Linked DNA regions of Homo sapiens: all the other regions are linked to region 4. The links are chromatin loops, found by intact Hi-C in ENCODE. Cell type or tissue: Calu3. All regions are shown on one strand.

Region 1 (4,000 bases), 280 kb after region 4:
ACTATCATAAGAGTGAACAGGCAACCTACAGAATGGGAGAACATTTTTACAATCTATCCATCTGACAAAGGGCTAATATCCAGAATCTACAAAAAACTTAAACTAATTTACAAGAAAAAAACAACCCCATCAAAAAGTGGTCAAAGGATATGAACAGACACTTCTCAAAAGAAGACATTTATGCGGTCAACAAACATATGGAAAAAAGCTCATCATCACTGATCACTAGAGAAATGCAAATCAAAACCACAATGAGATACCATCTCATGCCAGTAAGAATGGCGATCATTAAAAAGTCAGGAAACAACAGATGCTGTAGAGGACGGGAGAAATAGGAATGCTTTTACACTGTTGATGGGAGTATAATTCGTCCAACCATTGTGGAAGACAGTGTGGCAATTCCTCAAGGATCTAGAACCAGAAATACCATTTGACCCAGCAATCCCATTACTGGGTATATACCCAAAGGATTATAAATCATTCTGCTATAAAGACACATGCACACGTATGTTTATTGTGGCACTGTTCACAATAGCAAAGACTTGGAATCAACCCAAACGCCCATCAATGATAGACTGGATAAAGAAAATGTAGCACATATACACCATGGAATACTATGCAGCCATAAAAAAGGATGAGTTCATGTCCTTTGTAGGGACATGGATGAAGCTGGAAACCATTATTCTCAGCAAAGTGACACAAGAAGAGAAAACCAAACACCACATGTTCTCACTCATAAGCGGGAGTTGAACAATAACACATGGACACAGGGAGGGGAACGTCACACACCAGGGCCTGTAAGGGGCTAGGGGGCTAGGGGAGGGATAGCATTAGGAGAAAAACCTAATGTAGATAACAGGTTGATGGGTGCAGCAAACAACCATGGCATGTGTATACCAGTGTAACAAATCTGCACGTTCTGCACATGTATCCCAGAACTTAAAGTATAATAAAAAATAAAAAAAATTTAAAAAAGAAATGTCCTGCCTCAGCTGGTGGTGGCAGGTGCTGTGGCTCACTAAGGCCTCAGGTCCATTGGCTTTACCTGACAGGTTTGTCTACAGCGCCTGCAGACCTGCCAGGAGGGGGTGACACTCTTTGGAGACAGGGTGATCCCCTAATAGTGATGTAAGTGGGAGGAGAAGCTGTAAAATAAGTTTAGGAAATAGAGACTCCCCCACATACTTTTGGGGGTCCAGGTAAGGGTACAATGTAGACCAGCTTTCATATGTCCAAATATTTGAAAGTTACAAATCAAGCTAACAAACTATTACATAGAATATGTTCTCTCCTCTTGCCTTGACAAACGCACCTTCCTGATATGGTGAAGGCCAACCTTGAATTTAGAACCCGTGGACCCCTCAGAGTTCCACACTGGAATGTGGTGGCCTTGGGGGAGCCCGCCTGGGCTGGTTTCAGACCCTGGCTCCATTTAGCACTAGGAAGGGCCTTGAGCACACATGTGTGGGCACTCAGCTCACATGTGCAAGCTCCGCAGTGCCCTCAAGCCACCCCTGGTCACCACCCGAGGCCTATGGGTGTGCACACCAGTAATGTGATCCACCCACAACTTGGCCTTGGGCTTAGGCTCAGGGAATTGACCAGGGAACTCCAGGATCAGAATGCACAAGGCACTGTCCAACGTCCAGCAGCAGGGCATATGTGGGTCCTTGGGGCCATATTCCTTTAACCTGTGGACACTTCACCCACGGCTGGAGGTGAGCCAGAGCAGACTCCCTAATGTGTGGGCCACAGCACCGGCCACTCCAGTCACCAGATGAGGACCTGGCGGGGGTGAGCTTAGCCAATGAAAACCGGAGGAAGGAGCTTTAAAGGTTTCCTAGAAGAGTCCTCCAGATGCCCAGGCGCCCCCCCACCCCCCATGCTGGGGCTGGATTTCTGCCCAACACCTCGTGCCTCAGGGTCATTCAGGTGTCACCGTCTCATGCTCCTGACACAGTGAAGAGCTTGTTTTCCTCCTCACACTCCCTGACTCTAATCCCCACCAGCCTGTGCCACTTGGCTGGCCTCCTTGGCAGAAAGGTGACAAAAGGACACGTCTCTGGAGAGTCAGATCCCTCAGCTGCCGGAATCTAGGACCTCCTTGGGGCCACATAAGCCAATGGCTGAGGGTCCTGATCTTGTTACTGATCTGGTTTCCTTCGACCTCTTATAGCCAGGGTGTTGGTGGGAGTCACTCAAGCAAATTCATTAATCTTAAGGAAGCAGGAGCTATTACAATCGAGCAAGCCTCTTTGCTTCTCTCTAACGCTCATGCTCCCATAGCATTGCCCTCCTGCCCTGATCAGCCTTCCCTATAGAACCTTACCTCCCAATGTTTCCTCACCTCCAGCCAGCTCACCTCTGCCACTGCGCTTCTTGCCTGCTCCCAACATCTGCTCATCTGCACCTACCCAGCTGTTCTTATTTCTATCCAAATCGCTTTCGTCCTTCAAGGTGACTTGAGATTTCACCTCCATAAAAGGTTCCCAACACTTCCATCGATTCTTCCCCTGCTTTATCACCTGTATTGTTTACCACCTGGACCCAACATTTGGCCCATGAATTATGTTCATGTTAGTACTTTATAACATATGGCATTTTTATTCTTCCATGTTATGTAGAAATCATAGAACTAGAAGAGATCTTAAAGACTACCTAGTCCCATCCTCATTTTCTGAACATGAGGAAACCGAGAGAGAGGAAGGTTGTTGTAACTTGCCAGGCAGAGCCCTCAGGGTTTGGCAGAGCTGGGCGTTACACTCAAATTACACTCAACACTCTTAGCCCAATCCAGGACTTGCCACAAGCTCTTGATGCCTCTCTACATAGAAGTCTGCTTCACCCATAGGATGCGGCGGTCAGGAAGGTCAGTCTCAGAATATACTCAAGTGGGCAAATGGGGCCTTCCCATTTTCTGGCAGGACACAGCCCAGAGAGGTGCATTCCCACCTCTGTGTACTCTATTATTTAAGTTATTTGCATTTTAATAACCAGCAGGCAAAAAAGGCAGTGGTCACCTAGATTTTCTCAGACCAGCCTTGATTCCCTGCTGTCTCCCCATGGGGAATTTCAGGAACTCCCTTTTCTTCAGAGGGAATAAGCCCAATTCCTGCTTCACCATGGCAGGGAGGCCGGCTCCTTTTGCTGCCAATCCCCATTATCCCTCGCATTTCCATTGTGGAAGTGCAGAGAGGTTCTTAGCGAGTCTCCCCTCGGACTTTCCCAGGGGCTCCTGACGAGGAGCCCCAGGCGGGAGGCTGATGGGCTAAACAAGCAACCAAGGAATAGCCAAACAGGCTCCAAGTCAGAGCCTATCTTTAACAAAGGTGGGATAAAGGGAGCAACAAACTAGAAGGCAGAAGGGTAGGGAGGGGCTGGGGACAGGATGACCTGTCCCAGGTAAGGCCCCTAAATGCTAAGTAAATTCCCCAAGTCAAAATCAGCTGGAACAGGGCAGAGCAAACATTTTTTTCCTCCCCACCCCGACCCCGGGTGTCCTGCTCACTGCAAGGAAGAAAAACAGAATAATGAGCCACGTTGGAGAGTGTCACTCCAGCAGCTCCGGAAAGACGTGGGCAGACGCCTGGCTGGGCGGCTGACTTTCTCTGTTTCTGGTAGAGATTTTATAAATATTCGGGGAGTTTGATCTGAGGCTGTTGGTGGGGAGGCAAGGAGAGCTGCAGAGGGGGGAGACAACTCAGCCCACGGGGGTTCTTGGACCTCTCTAAAGCCTGCTTTTCATTAGCGTCGCCAAGGCAACGGCTCATCTGCTGCAGATCTCATCAAGGCCCTGCAAAGCATCCACGGCACGTTACGCTTTGCGTTTCACAGTGAATCGGCTGCAATCAGTCTTCCTGCAGCCCTCCCTTACCCCCATCACCTCCTAGCCTATGGAAGAGAAGATCATTAAAGGCGGGTGAAAAACTGCAATCAGAACTCTCCGAGGCTGGCACGGAGAGGCAGAGCTGCGATAGTCCTGTTCCGAGGACAGTAGATT
Region 2 (4,000 bases), 210 kb after region 4:
ATCAGGTTAATGTGACTTGACCAGAAAGCTTATCAAATGAAGGCAGAGACAGGTGTTTGAAACCCCTTCCCTGCTGAAAGCTGGGTTGAACAAGGTTAGCAGCGTAGCTGAGGCCAACATCCTACACTAATTGCATTTTCTTTCTTGGAGCTCCTTCTCTTCCCCTTCTTTGTTCTCTGGCTTGGAACCCCTCAAGGTCTCCGAGAGCCAGTAACCAAAACAAACCATTCAAAAAACGAAGGATTTAGGGAAAAAAAATTAGGGGATGTGACATTCTGGACCAAACAGTGGCCCTTCTATGCCAGAGCCTAGGAACCAGCATTTGGAGGCATCCGGCCACTTCCACCCAGTGGGCATGCTGAAATCAGTTACTATGGGCTTATCAGAACTGATTGCACAAACCTTTTCCCAACTTCACAATCATGATGTCATATTTGTAGCTTGAGTTGACCAAGGTGGGAATATTTATACCACAGAAATCAGCAAGCTACAAACCAGGCTTTTCCACCTCCAGAGCCAGTTGTTAAACATTTACCGGCACACCAGTGCCTCCACTGTGGCTATTGTCACTCAAAGTATGATTCTCAGACCAATTACATAGGAATTTCCTAGAGATCAGAAATGAGGTGGGGCAGGAGGGTTGTTATTTAACATGCAGATTTCCTGGCCAACCTGAATTAACTGAATCAGATTCTCTGGAGGTAGAGCCTGGGGAAATGCTTTTTAGCAAGTCCCTGAGGTTATTAATAAATTCAATAAAGTTTGAGACTTCAGCCTTAGGGAATAGGAGAAAAGAGTGGGCGTGCATCTGACTCTTGGCATCTGGAAGGAACAGCTGGCTTCAGTCCCAGTTGGCCTAAGAATGGACAGCTGTTTTCTCTCGAGATAGAAACTTCATGACAGGAAAAGAGGTGGGAATTTTGGGGTCTCAGCTACCCACTGACAACACGACTGGTTCTGCCTTGGATCTCAGGATGAATCCATTTTCCAACTTGAGACTTTGACCCAAGACAGCATGAGCAAATGCCCAGATGTATGTAGAACGTGGAGAAAGTCACCGTCATTTGCACCATTGGTGGGACCAGTGGAGCCCAGGGAAAGCCCAGAGTCAGTTTTCTGTATTAGATTGCCCAGGACAGCATTTTTCTTTCAGATTTGTCTAGACATTTTCAGGATCTTTCCCAATCAGGCATGATTTTGTAAAGCAAAGACCTTGTTGACTTCATCCCACTGAGCTGGAAGAGAAGGTCTTCTAAGGCAGAAAGAAAAAGAGAAAAAAAGGAGAAGAGAGAACGTTTCTTTGCCTAGATGTAAAACAGAAAGTTCATAAGGAGCTTAACTCTGCTTTCGCCTTGTTTTGCACCTGCCTGAGGGAGTGGTTTAGACGGGGACAAGTAGTGTGAAAACAGAGCTAGTTAGTAAATGCAAGAGCTGGGGTTTGGACCCCAATTTTTACAGCCAAAACAAAACAAACAAACAAACAAACAAAGACCAATGCACTTTCCTCCTAAGCACAATGCAGTATTTTTTCCACATGCAGTTGGAACCCAGAGGAATCCTTAATGGGCAACTGGGGTAGTGACATAGGACATATATGCTCAAAGTACTGTGAATTCCTAAACCATCAGAGCCCCCATACCCTGGTGCAAATTCCAAAACATAATCCAAAGCCACATGTAAAACTTATGGGATTATAGGCAAGTAAATTATGAACTATTAGATTACTGGCTATTAGATTATCCACTGGAATGGATAACTGAGAGTCAACCATATTGATACATATCATTTAGGCACTCCCCATATTAGACAGTTAAGCTTGTAGCTGTTTGCTAAGTTCATGATCATGTGATCATTTCCTATACATTTGTTCTAACTGTTCAGGGCTTTAATTAAACATATAACTTCATCAAATAGGAGGAGGAAGAAACCAAATAGCTCCTCAGGAAAACAAGATATGAGCTCATATGTATTTTTTGCCAGGTTTCATGGCCTTTCTTTGTGCCCAGAAACTCTTCCTCACCCTAGGACCCATCTTCACTTTAATACTATCCATTCAACAAATACATAGTGAGGACCTACTGTGTGCCAGTTAGGGTGTGGGGAAGAACAGGAGACAAACCACCTGGTCTCATTCTCATGAATTTTACAGTCTATTGGGAAACAGGTATTACACAAGTCAATATGAAAATAAGTAAGTGATTATACATTGTCCTAAGGGCTGTGAAAGAAAAGTACAAGGTACAAAGAGAAACGTCAATAGTCCTGAAAGGTTGACTGCATCAAGAACATGTCCATGGAGACCAGGCTGATGGAGTTTTTGTTTGGATTGTTTTGGGTGGCAGGGGGTAGGGGTAAGGGCACATGGAGCGTTTTGTTTGAGGTACTTGAAAGGGAGATGTCAAGTAGGCAACTGAATATCCAAATCAAGAGAGTCTGTAGTGGAGTGGTGACTCAAGCCCGCACCTGGATGAGGTCATAGGGATGGAATGTCTGAGGAGAGGCAACAGCTGGGGCCTGCTCTCTGGGCCACCCATATGCAGAGCTCACGAAGGAGGCACTCCCAGAGAGGAGGGAGTCCCAGAAGCCATTTACAAAGGGTATTTTATGAGTGGGCAACGTGAAAGTACCAACATCAGAAAAGCACCTCAGGACCTCCAGGTCCTGACTCCCCACTCCTCCCTTCTCATGAGCCAGGCAGGCTGTCTGCAGGCCAGCCAGTGAATTGAACTGGGGCTCTCAGAGTCTGAACAGCTGGCCATGTCTTGGACAGTGCTTCATGACTCTAAGTTATTACTTTCTGTTCCTTTCCTAGTCCCTAACTCAGACCCAAGCTCTTTGCTCCCTGGAGTTTCTAAGTGTGTAGGTATTAGGAAGAGAGCAAATAAACCAGTTCACACAGATGTATGAATAATGTTTAACCAGCCAGTTCTCTTTGAGATATATTGTTGTAAAGAAGCAAAACTAAATGTCTAATCTGTGGAATTTCAGGCAACCTTATACGTTTCAGGTGGTGCCCTTGAGAGGGAAGACCTTTTGAGCTGGGGCTGCCACCCTGTTCCCTTCTAGCTTCCCTGCACTGTTCCTGCAGCAGCTTCTTTTCTTCCTCCATTTCTGAATCCCCAGAGTCTTGAAAACCTCCAGAATTTTCAGAGTGGTTCCTTTGGCACCAGTGGCCATGCATCTGACAATTACAGTAGCTAACATTTATATGTAATTGTTAGCCCCTCATATTAAACCTACATTAACCCTATGTTAAATGAAGTTAACCATAACATAGGGTTGCTGTGACTTCACAGCAAACTTCAGCCCTATGTTAACTGACTTCACAGCAACGCTATAAGGTTGGGTCGGTTACTCTTCTCTGGGTGAGGCTGTGGCTGGATGAGAGATGTTTGTTAGCTGCCTGTGGACACACAGCTGGCAGGCTGAAATTTGAAGCAGCGTCTTGCTCCCAGTCCACACTCAGGGCCGTGTGAGTGGGATGTGAGCCTGAGTCTGCCCTCCCTTGGGTTTGCTGTCCTGAGAGAACAAAAGCAAATCCGTGTTCTGGTTCTCTGAGATAGCTCTTACTAGACCTGGCTCAGTTTGACCCCTTTCTGCTGCTGGAAAGGAGGACAGTGCAGGTCAAAGCCCTGGTTGCTGATTACAGACAAGATGGGAGTCATGTGGGGTGTCAGCTTCTGTCTCCTGAGAGAGAAAACCGAAAAATGCTACCTGAATTTCCAGGATGAGGTTGAAGGCACAATCTTTTCAGGCCAAATCTCTTGGGCAGAATTGAAGAGACTGCAAAAAAAATATGGAAGTTACCCTCACCGTTTCTGGGATGTCTGAATTCCTCCCTCTCTGGAATGGAGCCGCTGGAAGGCTCCATAATCCTCCCTCTCCTGGCTCAGAGGCCCAGCTACACTTTCTAAAACAACCCAGAGCCATCTGATTTCAAGCATGTACCGGCTCGTGTGTGGAAGACAGTAATTACCTCCATTCCAGTTAGGAAAGCTGA
Region 3 (4,000 bases), 58 kb after region 4:
GACATTTGTGTTCCTGGTAAACAACTGAAAATAGGCGGAGCCTTTGTGCACTGAACCCAGCTACTTTCAAATCGCAGTACTTCCCAATTGCAAACTTGGTGCAAAAAAACCTACATTGCCACAGTTGAGACTTTCATGAGGAAAGATTTTGGGTACAAGATAGTTTTTCATACCGCTTTGCTTACCCCTGAGACTGCAAAGTACCATGTCTCCTTGTTTTATAGAAGCCAAAACAAATTCTATCGATAAACAGAATTTTTGAAACTCTGGTATTTTCAGAAATTTGTACTGTGCATAAAGTAATGGTTTGGTGAATTAACATAGGTGATTAAACAATAAAGTGATGCATACCCATTTCCATAGAAAATATATGCATATATAAAAGGAATTTTACAGATAAACTGTATGATATATCTGTTAATATATCATGTTTTATTTTCAGTGTTTTTGTGTATTCTCAGTGTCCGCCAGTATGGAGACAGGCTCATCTCCAGGTGTGCAGGCTCTGAGTGAAGGGGGCCTCCTCATTGGAGTGTGCAGGGGCCTCCTCATTGGAGTGTGCAGGGCTCTCCTGCGGCGGCGCCCACTCTGTGTCCTTCTTCCCTGTTTTTGTTTGCCACCTTGTGGTTAACATAGCTCTGTGGCTCAAGGAGGAGGGTTGGGCCGGTATCATCTCTGAAGGTAAAATGCATACATGCGATGCTGTAACACAGTCTTTCTCCCGGCGGGGAGTGGGAGTGTGTGTGCACACGCGTGTGTGGGTGCAGTGAAGGTGGAGTTGCCCACTTAGTGAGACTCAGAGTCTACCCTCAACCACTGTGCTTCTGTGTGCTCCCGTGTAGGCTGGAAGTCGTATCAGCCGCTCCATTGCACAGAGATTGCAGAGAAGGGGCCACATCGGTCAGTGTTAGCGTCCACAGGAGGAAGTTGTGTGGTGGGAAGGCCGCTTCTGGCTGGACTGCAGGCTTGTTTGCCCACACGCGCCCCAGTGAGAGCGAGGCCTCCACGGGCTTCCTTCTCCAGTGCGGGGAGTGTGTGGCGAAGGAAGTATCTGCTGCTGAGCTCAGCTTTGCTTCGCCATGTTCCTTCCCGATCCGCTCATCCTAACCCTCTCTCCTTCCGCCTCCATCCTCCCTGCTCTCCGATTGCCCCAGTGTGTGTGTCCCCTTCCCCAGCCACCCCTCTGATCCCTGACTACCCTCTTCTCCCTCCCTCCCTCTGCGCCCACTCCTCATCGCGGGCCTCAGGGGAGCCCTGTCTCCACTCAAGACACCCGTGAAACAGAGGGAGACACTAGCAGTCAGCGGGCACTTTGTGGGGAGGGCCAATTTAGAGGACAGATTGACCAGGGCGAGCAGCAGGATATCTAGAAAGACGCTTTGCTTCTAAGGAGCGGGAGCCTAATCCCGTTACAGGCTGGAGGGAGACTCCTGGGGCCGGCAAGCCTCCTTCCCGCTGTGCCTGGAGGGATATCATTGGAGGACCGCCGGGCGCGGTGGAGGGCTCCACTCGCCAGCAGCCCCCTCCCCCAGCCCCTTCCACTCTCTTTTCTTTTGCAGTGACACATACTGCAGTGCCTCTGAGGTCATTTGTTTCCCACAGCCTCACAGGGCGCTGTGGCAACAAGGGGGACAATGATCTCTCACAGGAATGATGGGAGGCCTTGTTTTGCCTTAAATAAGCCCCTTCAAGGGAGCAGTAAGGTCTGTTGTGTGTGTGGTTTGTTTTTTCAGAAAATCCTCTTGCACGTAGTTCCAGTGTGAAGTACTCTGGCAACTTCAATTGAAGACATAAAGAATCTTATGTGTGTGTGTGAGGGTTTAATTTTATTTTTATTGCTGCTTTGAGACCAGGATTGTGTTTTCCCTTCTGCCAGTTACCCTTTTCCCGCTCAAGCTCCCTGGACCTCCGCATTCTTTCAATAGTTTTAGGGCAGGAATTGGCAGGTGTTAGGGGCAGAGAGACGCCCATGTCTGGGTGCTGGCTTCTGACTGCCCTTAGCTTTGGTGAGGGAGTGAAGGTTAGCGTGGCAGGAATGTAGTGCTCCTACACATTTCTCATCCTATCCTGGGTCTGAGGAAAGCACAGGGCACTGGGTGGCTAGGGCTGGGATTCACAACAAAGTGACAGTGGAGGCTGAGGGAGACGTACTTTATGGGCCACCTCGGAATAGATCATCAGCTTTAACGCCAGAGCTTCAGAGGCATGTGCAGAAAGAAAAAGGCCTGTAAGTAGAATAAAGAGGAGGCAGGTTCTGTGTCTGATTCGGCTGTCCGGTGAGGAAAGATGTGAAGTGATCTCTACCCACACCCTGGTAACACCACTGGAAGACAAAGAACTGTCCTGTTTGTCTTACTGCTCTGTCCTATGTTTTAAAGTCTTCAAGCTGCTGAAGGCAGTCCCACCTCAGAGCTTACATGCGTAAACATTATTATCTGTAAAGGCTTCCTATTTGATGAATCATGGTGTATCATACAATCTAGATATTTCATCTGGAGAAACTGAGATGAGGCAGATTAAAGTCTTTTCCAAAACCACATGAGGAATTAATTTCAAAGCTTGAGATTAAAACCTACATCTTGTAGTTTCAGATTATTAACTTACCAGTGTGATCTACAAGTTCTTTCTCCATGTTCTAAAAAACAAATTTTTTAAGGCAATCAAGACATTTTCATTCTCTCATGTGAGCAGTATGTATCAGAAAAATTCATCTGTATAAACTGTATGGCAGTCTAAATTATATTTTTAACCTGTCTTTTCTTTTTTTACTTTTTATAAATCATATCTTCCACTGTTTACAAATTTTGTTATGTCTTTCACATATCAGACTCAAAAACAGTTGGCTTTATGATTGGGCCACTAGAAGAAATATAATATTTTTTCACTTACCTTTTCATTTCCTGACTTTTTTTTAGTGATAATCTGAATATATTTGTGAAATATTTAGGCAGGAAGGTGAGTTTTCCAGATGTTTCTGTTGATTATTGCAAACACAGAGCAATTCAAAGACTAGTGTCGCTTTTTGATAAATTAAAAATACTTTTTTTGATAACTAGTTATTCTTGACTTTAATAAACATTCCTAAGATTAATTCTTCCCTTAACAACTTTAGTGTAATTTTAATTTTTCACAAATCCTGAAGTGGGAGTACTGGAATTTTGGAGAAATAAATTAACATGTTGCCTTATTTCTCTGGACCATCTGTTAATGCTTATTCTCAACTAAAGTACTGTTCATCAGCTTCAAGTAACAAACATACCATAGACAAATAGCCTATGTCTGTGACGGTGATAAGACATTGGCCAAATCATCCTCTCTCTGACCATGACAAAAGTGTACCAGTCGTAGCTAAAGCAAGACTGAATCTATTTGGTATTCATTGTAAAGGAAACAACAACAACAAAAATAACTAATAAAGGTCTGAGACAAGATGATGGATGGCAAAAGAACCCCCTATGGTCATAAATAAGCTAACTTTGGAAATGTTTGACTTAAGGAAGTACAGACTATGCTTAGTCTGCCTCGTGTCCCTGGACTAAAGCAGCCTTGAAGGCTCATCTGAACATTTCCCCAGGGGTTTCTTGCCTATTGACAAATCCCACCACATCTTCCAGATGCACAGAAGAAAGTTCCGTTAAATCCAAAATGGTAACCAAAAATGTTGAATAGCAAGAAACTGGCAGGGGTGGCTTTGGGAACTGGTAAATAAATAACAGGCTTGTTGTCCCACACCCTAGTTTAATGCTCTCAAGAGGTTCTTATGTTGCTCGCATTAGTGGGCATGTAAATGAAACCCCTGTTGGCCTTGGCAGATATTGGCCTCTTCCGTGACCTTGTTTGACTGAAACAAAAAGTCATTGGTGGAACAAAAATTCAGAGCTCTGAACTTGGTTGAAAGAAAAGGGCAATTCTCTGAATTGGGTAATTGGATCACCCTCCCAAGTGCCCTAGGGCTTATATCAAACATATAAGAAGGGGATTAATAACTTCAGTGTATAAA
Region 4 (4,000 bases):
GTTATATAAAACACACCAGAAATAGAATTTTTAAAATATGAAGTGGGTTCTAGTATTTTTTCCCTACATCCCGTTGAGTCATTGTGATGTATTCCCACCACTTGGTATAGTTCAAATTTCTCCCTTCCTTGTTTTTACTGCAGAACTCTTTACTGTCCCAAGTAGAGTGAGACTGAAACCAAAATTTGAGCACTGGGTCCATTCATTCAATTGTTCATTCATTTACACGTTAAGTATGAAGCATCTATAATGTGAAATGCTTGCTGAATTTTCAGGAGGCCATAAGAACGGTATCAGGCTTGGCCTCTCCCCTCTCAAACATAAAGGCTAATTCTAGTGTTTTTCAGTTTTATCTGGTTGGAACCCTAGAATTCCTGCATACTGTAATGAAGCTAAACTTTACATCTAAACTGGCTATATGTATTGCACTACAGTGCATAAGACAAGAAAAGTTACAAAAAGAAGGAAAATCCAGAACGTGAGGCCCACAGACATGAAACAGTTGAAGTCACACTGTAGTACAGCATCTAATGAATTGCCAGGATGAGAGAAGCAGATTTTTAATATCAGAGGCATTCACAGAAAGGAGAGATCATCATGATCTTTGTGATGGAGGCTTGGACCACTGCCTTAGGATGTCAGGGCAGAACTAAGATGGGCCCCTTGGTTGGTCTGTCCTGACTCACTGTGTCTGCAGTGCCTGGATATCAGCCAGCAGACCACCTCCATCATTGAGTTAGACCCACTTACAAGGTGGCAGGCTATTAACCAGTCCCCTGTTCCACTGAGAACTTGCCAGGCTGGCCATCATAGCATGGTATAGGTTGAAGTAGCTTAGTACCTGTGGTGGATGACTGTTTTTCTCGGCCAGCTGTTTAATGAGCACCAAATGAAGTAAAATGCTGCTTGGTTCCTCTCCTCTCTTCAGACACAAACAATCGAGCACATCCTAGTGGAAGGGCCGTGTTGGGGAACTGGCTTTCTTGTGCTGATCATCTTGGTTCCCACATCCGTCCCTCCCCTCTGGGCTAGAGTTTGGAGGAGCTATTGAAGAACCTTGAGAAAACTGTTAACCTTGAAAGTTTAGTTATTCATCATCAAATATATTAACAAACGTTTGTAGCCAAAGCTTTACTGTCTATGGCAGTTTTAAATAATTATCAAAATCATGATTTAATTAATTTCTCTCTCCATTTTGGGTTGGCTTAGAGGAGTAGGAGATTGCAATTCACAAGTACTTTCTGGTCCTGTAACCAACTTGCACTTTCAAGTTCAGGTAATCACCTTGTCCTTTTCAGTTTATTTACCCATGACTTAGGTTAAAGTTGCCCATGCCTCTGGTGAAATTCACAAATGAAACTTCACCTAGCTGGGTTTCATATTTGTAAGAAATCATTTTTTTTCTCCATGAGAATGTGCAGGTCAGCTGAGACAAGCATGATTAATTCTAGACATGAATTAGAACAAGCCCAAGCTGAACAGCTCTCTCAGAGGAAGTCATCTGAAATTGGTATGTGTGACCCAGTATATCTTTTGACCAATTTGCATTGGAAACCACAGTGAGCATGGAAGAAATATAACCTTGATCCTCTGGCCTAATAAACATTCTTGCAATTCTAAATGTACCTAGAGTTTGTGACAAGTGTGTATTGGAAAACTCGTTGAAAACACATGAGTTAGTAATGTTCTCTTTCAGAAGATGAACTTGCATGGCCGAAGTGAGATTCCAGTGGGAAAGACCTGGTAGAGAAAGAGTGGGAGAATGCGTTGACCTCTGGAGGGCAGATTATGGCATGCCAGGCAATGGGTTGTGCCATCAGGGAAGGAATCTAGAAAGACGAGGAGACTCAGGAGAAAGGAGATGACTTCTGTTGACAGGTCATTGTTGCTCAGACTTAGTGCAGATGAGAAAGGAAATCCAGAAACCTACATGACAGCTCCTCTTGGATTGGATGAAAATATTGATTTTTTTTTTTTTTCCCTATCTGGAATTTGACAGGGTCAGTTCATGTCTGGGTTTTCAGCACTTAATACAGGGCGCTTTTGTCTTGGGAGGCGGCTGGACTGGTTTTTCCTCCAGGCAGGTGCACAGAGGGCGTTTATTGTAGCCTGAAACACAAACACCAAGCCCCTAGGCCCTGATCCACACACTCTCCAGTGTGGCTCAAGGAAATAAAGTGAACAATGTCTCTTGCAACAGGCGAGCACTGTAAATGCCACTCCTGAATGATATATTTCTTAAAACTTTGTATCCGTAACCTGATCATCTCTTAAAACTTAATTATATGTCAGAGAAAAGGAAGCTATTGGCTCCTCCAGCTGTCCAGGTTGAACGAGAGCACACAATGGAGCATATCCGATTCACAGCCTTACTTAGGTAATCAGATTAATATCTCCTGAATTGAATTTACCCTTTTGATATGGAGTCTTTCAGCTGCCTTGTTTCACATCTCAAATTCTGACAAAGCTGTGCGGCCTTTGAGTAATTTCCCTGAAATCTATATGTGGGAAGCCTGTACTTCAAGCAGTTTTTGGGACTTGCACCAATTAAATCTGTCTCTGGCACACTTTTAATGGCATGCTTTCCCCTGAGTCAACAACTGCTCCAAAATCTGAAGTCATTTGTTTAATTTAAAAGCAAAGGTTATGGAACAACCATTTCAAGCTTCACCAGCCAAACTCCAGTGGCTTTGAAAAGGGAGATGAGGCAGAGGAAAGGCTAATAAACTGGATTTCTTATACACAAAATAAATTAATTACTGTGTTTCTGTAAGCTAGTATCAAATCAAGTTTGTTCACACCCTCCTTGCCAACCTAGCTCTCCCTTTCTCTTCAAACTCACCCTCTCTGGGCTTTCATATTCACGATTGAGGCTCACCCTCTTACTGTTGTTCTTGCAACACAAACATCTGGACTGGATTTTTGTCAGCTGGAGTTGAGAGAGAACTGTAAATGATGCAGTGATTTTTTTTTCGTCCTTATTAAATTTATTTATAGCCAGTCTGAAGCCAGGAAACATGCTAGAGCCTTTGATTGGAGGTTCTCGAGGAATGTACGGTGGATGGTATTTTCTCCTGTTGTTTTCTAAATAATATCAAGGATAGAATTACATAACTCCCAACTTGAGTATTTTTTGCCCTGAAGGACCCTTTATTAGGACATTTTGCACATCAGAATTCTTCCATTATATTTGCTTATCCAATATGCCTTCTTTTCTGTCAGTGAGAGAAAAGGAAATGTACATGACAGGTTATTTCTGAAAAATTAGAAAGATGGAGAGTGAGTTTCTGGTTGTTTGGGACATGAACCAGTGGCATGAGTATTTTCTTTTGCCAAAGGGACACAACATGGATCCTATTTCTACCTCTTAACAACCTCTGCAATCTTAAAGCTGCCAAATCTCAAAGAATTTCATTCATTTAGTCATTATTTAAGATAATAAAAGGCCCTACAAGCAGCTTACGAAAATAATTTATAAAATATTTTTCTCTGCCCTTAGACCTTGTTAAATAACAATGCCTTGGTGTTTATAAAATTATTTAAGAAACAAAACTTTCTAGAGGAGGCTGAATCAGATGATGATTTCTTGAGGTCCCTTCCCAGTTCTATGATTTGAGATGATTCTTTAATTTTCCTTCACTGTCATTTATATCTGTGTCATTAAAAAAAAAAAAAAAAAAAGGGCTGTTTGGGAATGAGATTTGCTACACCCGTAGGCATTTTCTTCTTCAGAAAAGAGACTGTTTAGCTTTCTGCCACCCAAGTCAGTCATCCTCAGCCTGAACAATGGAGCTTAATGTTCTCCATCTTCCTAAGAGTTAGTGTCTGTTGTTATGAAAGTGAATTGAAACCAAATGTACTTTCTATTGGAAAAGCTGCCCTTGCTCTCAGCTCATGGACAAAACTGAGAGAGAAGGCTCTTACAAAACAGAGGGAAAAATCCTCGCTGTCATGTCATAACACCAGTTATTTCACTGTTAGACCTATGAACATATCTTTG
Region 5 (4,000 bases), 370 kb before region 4:
TCCCCAGGTGGCTTGCTCAGATGCTGAGGTGGTGGTGGCAGAGGTGGGGTGGGCAGGTGAGCAAGTTCTCATGTCCCTGGGAATTTGGTATGGTGTGGGTAGTGGCAGCAGCAGTGAGGAGAAGACCCTCTGGGTCCCAAGCAGTATGTGCTAATGTTGATGGTGGCTGTGATGCAGGGTCACTATCCACAGCCCCAGACACACAGCTCTTAGACTTGTCCACTCTTGGCAGCAACAGTACTGTACTGCTATGCCAAGGAGGGGAGGGGCCCCATGTTCACGTATGAGTCTAAGCATGGAGGCCACACCACCAGTGGGGGCACAGTTACTACTTACAGCCCCAGACAGGCAGCTCCTCCGGCTTGTCCACCCTGGCCCCTGGCAATAGCAGCAGTGGCAGCGGCTGTAGTGGTGTGCAGAGGAGGAGAGAGGCTCCTGTTGTATATGTGTAAACCTGAGCACAGAGACCACTCCATTGGTGCAGGCAGGGTCACTGCTTCCAGCTCCAGACAGCTATTATGCTTACCCATCTGGGTTCCTAGTGACAGCTACTGCTATGGCAATATGCAGAGAAGGGGAGGAGATCTTTCCACTTGTGAGCTTGAGCACAGAATTTGTGCTGCCTTTCCGGTAGAATGCACCTTTGGTACACTGTAACTTTTTGGTACACTGCACCATTCCCTGAGGAGTAGTGTTTTCCATGGGCTAGAATACTGGGGACCCTGGAGCACCTTTGGGTCCAGCCAGTGCTATGCTGCTGTAGCCATTTGAGTCAACACTGGGGTTGTTAGTGGGAGATCCCAGAATGTGGAGATATGGGGCCTCTGATTTCCAGGTCAGGATGCAGTCCTATGACAGCTGTGCTCTCACAGTAGTGCTCTGCAGTAGCAGCTTAGGCCTTGGGGGTGTGACTGACCCAGCATGAGTTCCTTGTCTGGTGCAATGCCCTTGTGGGTCTCCAGATCACCACCCTTGCTAGTATCAGGGTTTGTGTGGGTAGAGGAGCTCTCCCATGGTTTGGATTGCTGCAGTCCACAGTGGGGACATGGATTGTTAAGGTTCTCTCACTTACCCTTCCCTATGATAATGAGTCCCTTGGGGCTCATAGCTGATCTTGGCTGAGTTGGTCACTTGCTTCCTTCTCCTTCTTTGCCTCAGGTGTTTCCTGTGACTAGATCCTGTTGGACACTAGTGTTCTCTTCTAGATGTTCTATTATAGGTGTGATTATTTTGGTTATATATTAGTAATTTTGGTTCTTTCTGGAGAGGGTGAGTGTCCAATCTCTCTAGTTAGCCACCTTGAATACATCTCTGCTGAGGAGTTCAGGAAGAGCAGAAGCTACCTCTATGCTCCTGCTGAGTCAGGCAATGCCTATACCTTTAATTCTACCAGAATTGAAGTAACAAATTTGTCTACTTTAGGGCAATAAATAAAGTCAATATACACCTGACTACAAAGCTTCGTAGACTATCAACATCAGTTACTTCTGACAGCTTGGTTGTAGATGTGAAAGGAAATGGGTTCATTGTATCTGATGCTGCCGTTAGACCAAGCTGGCACCACAGAAGACCTGGAATTTGTTAATACTGCTTAACTTTCATGTTTCCTGGTACAATCAGGATGAAGGGAACTGTAACCACTAGGTGGCATCTTTTAATTAGAAAACTGTGAATACTCCATTGCTCACTAGGATCCTTGTGGCCTACTTAGCAAAGCAATTGCCTGTGAGAGCAGCTGGTGGCAGTCTTTAAGATGCAGATTTCAAATAGGAGAGAAAGGAAGAGATAAAGATAAAAAGAGAGGAAAGAAGTGGGAGGGCAAGAGAAGAGAAAAGGAGAAAGTAAACAGGCGTACTGTGAAGGAAGTAGTAAAATGCCATCAGTAATTAGCTCAGGAAAGTGGTATTTATGGCATTTGTTGCTTACCATTGTTTCATTTCTTTATTTATTTGACACGTATTTAATGGGAATTAGGAATTCTGGCTGAGGATACGAGATGCTGTTTCTACCCTCAGAGAGTTGATAGCTAAAGGGAGTTTAAAATATCTCAACTTAAAATCTTGACCCCCTTCCTGTAGAGTATGTTAAATAATACATGAAATAATACCTTTTATTTTTAGTTTTATTTGTTTCGTATTCTCTATTTCATTCCCCTATCAGAGAAAAGAGTTTCTGGAGTACTCTAGTTGACATACTTTGAAAATTAGCCCCTTGAGGGCAGGGAGTGTATATTATTGAGGAATCTGGAGCATGTTGTTCCATCCCTGACTCTTATTGATGGGGGGGAATGTCCATACGTTGAACGAATGGTAGGATCAGATGAGAAACCTCAGCAAGGTGTCTCCTGGTTATAGTCTACAGCCTTCCTGGCTCTTTGTAGAATTTAGGCTTCTGACTTTGAATGCTTTCCTGACAGCACCATACTCTCCTCTGCTATATAGCACACTATCATATTGCCTGTTTACGAGGCATTTGTGTTTCTCCACAGTGATGAATTCTTTTATGGTAGGGTCTGTTTCTAATTTAATTTATTTATGTAGTTTCAGTGTTTAGCAGGTGGTGAGTGCTCAATAAATTTTGGTTAAATGAATGAATAAATCTGACTAATTATAGTGTACTTGGTATAAGATAAATTTGTATAGGAATCCTTTTGGAGAGAGTTAATTTTTGGATATGCCAGAAAGACCATCCTTTAAGATTTTTTTTACATATGTGAGGATGATTAGGCAATTACTTTGAGTGTAAGATATGGTGCACTTTCAAAGATAACCAGAAGATATACCAGTTGTATGCTAGAGATGGATTTGTAGTGCCAATTCTACAAATACAACTCTTAAAAAAGTTTTTTTTTCAGAGACAGTCTTGCTCTCTTGCCCAAATGGGAGTTCAATGGCTCGATTATAGCTCACTGCAGCTTTCACCTCCTGGGGTTGGGTGATTTTCCTGCCTCAGCATCCCATGTAGCTAGGACTACAGGCACATACCATCAGGCCATGCTGATTTTAAAATTTTTTTGTAGAGATGGGGATCTTGCTGTGTTGCCCAGGCTAGTTATAAATCCCTGGCCTCAAGGGATCCTCCTGCTTTGGCCTCCCAAAGTGTTGGGATTAGAAGTGTGAGCCACTGCCCCTGGCCAACTCTTTTAAATTTTAAAGTGGATTCTGTTGCGTTGTCTTAGATAAGTAGCCCAGCTGCAGTCTTCTTGTTTCTTTTTTCTAAAATAATAGGCACTGATGACATCTATTATTTGCTCCTTCAGGATCTAGGGCCTGCCGAGGACTTCATCTTATAAAGATGAGTATGAGAACTGAGACAAGGTCAAGTAGAGTAGTAAAAGGTGGGCAGAGAGGGATTTCACTATGGCGGAATTCTATTATACCAGAGGATAATGTCAGTAGGCCAACGTCTGTTTGTTGAATGCCAGAACTTTCATATTCAAGAATATATATTAGAAAATAGATGTCATTTTATTAATAGACCTTTTTAGAAAGGTCTATCTTATAAAGGACACATTATAAAAAGCCTTCAAAAAACAAAAATTTTAACAGCTTTTTGAGATATAATTTACATACCATACAATTCACCCTTTTAAGGTACACAATATAGGGTTCTTTTTTTAGCATATTGACAGATTGTGCAACGATCACCACAGTCTAATTCCAAAACATTTCACCACCCCAAGAAGAAACCCTGTACCCAGTAGCAGCCACTCTCTCACTCTGCATTTCCACCTTCCCCAAGCCCTTGGAAATCTCTATTTGCTATCTCTATAGATTTGCCTGTTATGGACATTTCATGAAAGTGGAGTCATATAATGTGTGTTCTTTTGTGACTGGCTTCTTTCATATAGCATAAAGTTTTCAAAATTAGTGTTGCAGCATGTTATCAGTATTCTTCATTCCTTTTCATTGCCAAATAATATACTGTTGTATAGATAGAACTCATTTTGTTTATCCATTTATCAGTTGATGGACATTTGGTTTATTTTCACATTTTGGGT

The links. Peaks named below come from ENCODE experiments on the same cell type or tissue, not always from the same donor. Only the 100,000 strongest peaks of a DNase experiment are listed, where the experiment ranks them.
Region 1: it touches region 4 in a loop (9-fold over the local background); 2 of 110 quality-filtered maps call a loop at or near these places.
Region 2: a loop joins it to region 4, with 4 times the contacts of the local background. A loop is called at or near these places in 3 of 110 quality-filtered maps.
Region 3: it touches region 4 in a loop (2.7-fold over the local background); 9 of 110 quality-filtered maps call a loop at or near these places.
Region 5: a loop joins it to region 4, with 8 times the contacts of the local background. A loop is called at or near these places in 2 of 110 quality-filtered maps.

Annotation. Positions count from the first base shown.
Region 1 is chr14:68,582,199-68,586,198 of GRCh38, forward strand. It overlaps a transcript of RAD51B not described here. Among named protein-coding and RNA genes, the nearest start is that of RAD51B-AS1, 100 kb to the right of the region's middle. RefSeq lists an enhancer at 3,170-3,671. In Calu3, no CTCF peak of the experiment used is centred here; a DNase peak (open chromatin) is centred at 1,943.
Region 2 is chr14:68,518,639-68,522,638 of GRCh38, forward strand. It overlaps LOC124903334 (a long non-coding RNA gene), which reads right to left. Exons shown (of 3, transcript XR_007064223.1): 2 at 3,977-4,000; 3 at 1-3,783. It also overlaps a transcript of RAD51B not described here. Among named protein-coding and RNA genes, the nearest start is that of RAD51B-AS1, 160 kb to the right of the region's middle. In Calu3, no CTCF peak of the experiment used is centred here; DNase peaks (open chromatin) are centred at 523 and 2,473.
Region 3 is chr14:68,363,006-68,367,005 of GRCh38, forward strand. All of the region lies in intron 8 of RAD51B (RAD51 paralog B), which reads left to right. Among named protein-coding and RNA genes, the nearest start is that of RAD51B-AS1, 320 kb to the right of the region's middle. RefSeq lists enhancers at 998-1,525, 1,526-2,054. In Calu3, no CTCF peak of the experiment used is centred here; DNase peaks (open chromatin) are centred at 1,566 and 2,036.
Region 4 is chr14:68,305,043-68,309,042 of GRCh38, forward strand. The region is part of intron 8 of RAD51B (RAD51 paralog B); the gene reads left to right. Among named protein-coding and RNA genes, the nearest start is that of RAD51B-AS1, 380 kb to the right of the region's middle. RefSeq lists an enhancer at 1,360-1,499. In Calu3, no CTCF peak of the experiment used is centred here; a DNase peak (open chromatin) is centred at 2,089.
Region 5 is chr14:67,932,532-67,936,531 of GRCh38, forward strand. All of the region lies in intron 7 of RAD51B (RAD51 paralog B), which reads left to right. Among named protein-coding and RNA genes, the nearest start is that of RAD51B, 110 kb to the left of the region's middle. In Calu3, a CTCF peak has its summit at 1,650 (motif pointing right); a DNase peak (open chromatin) is centred at 1,700.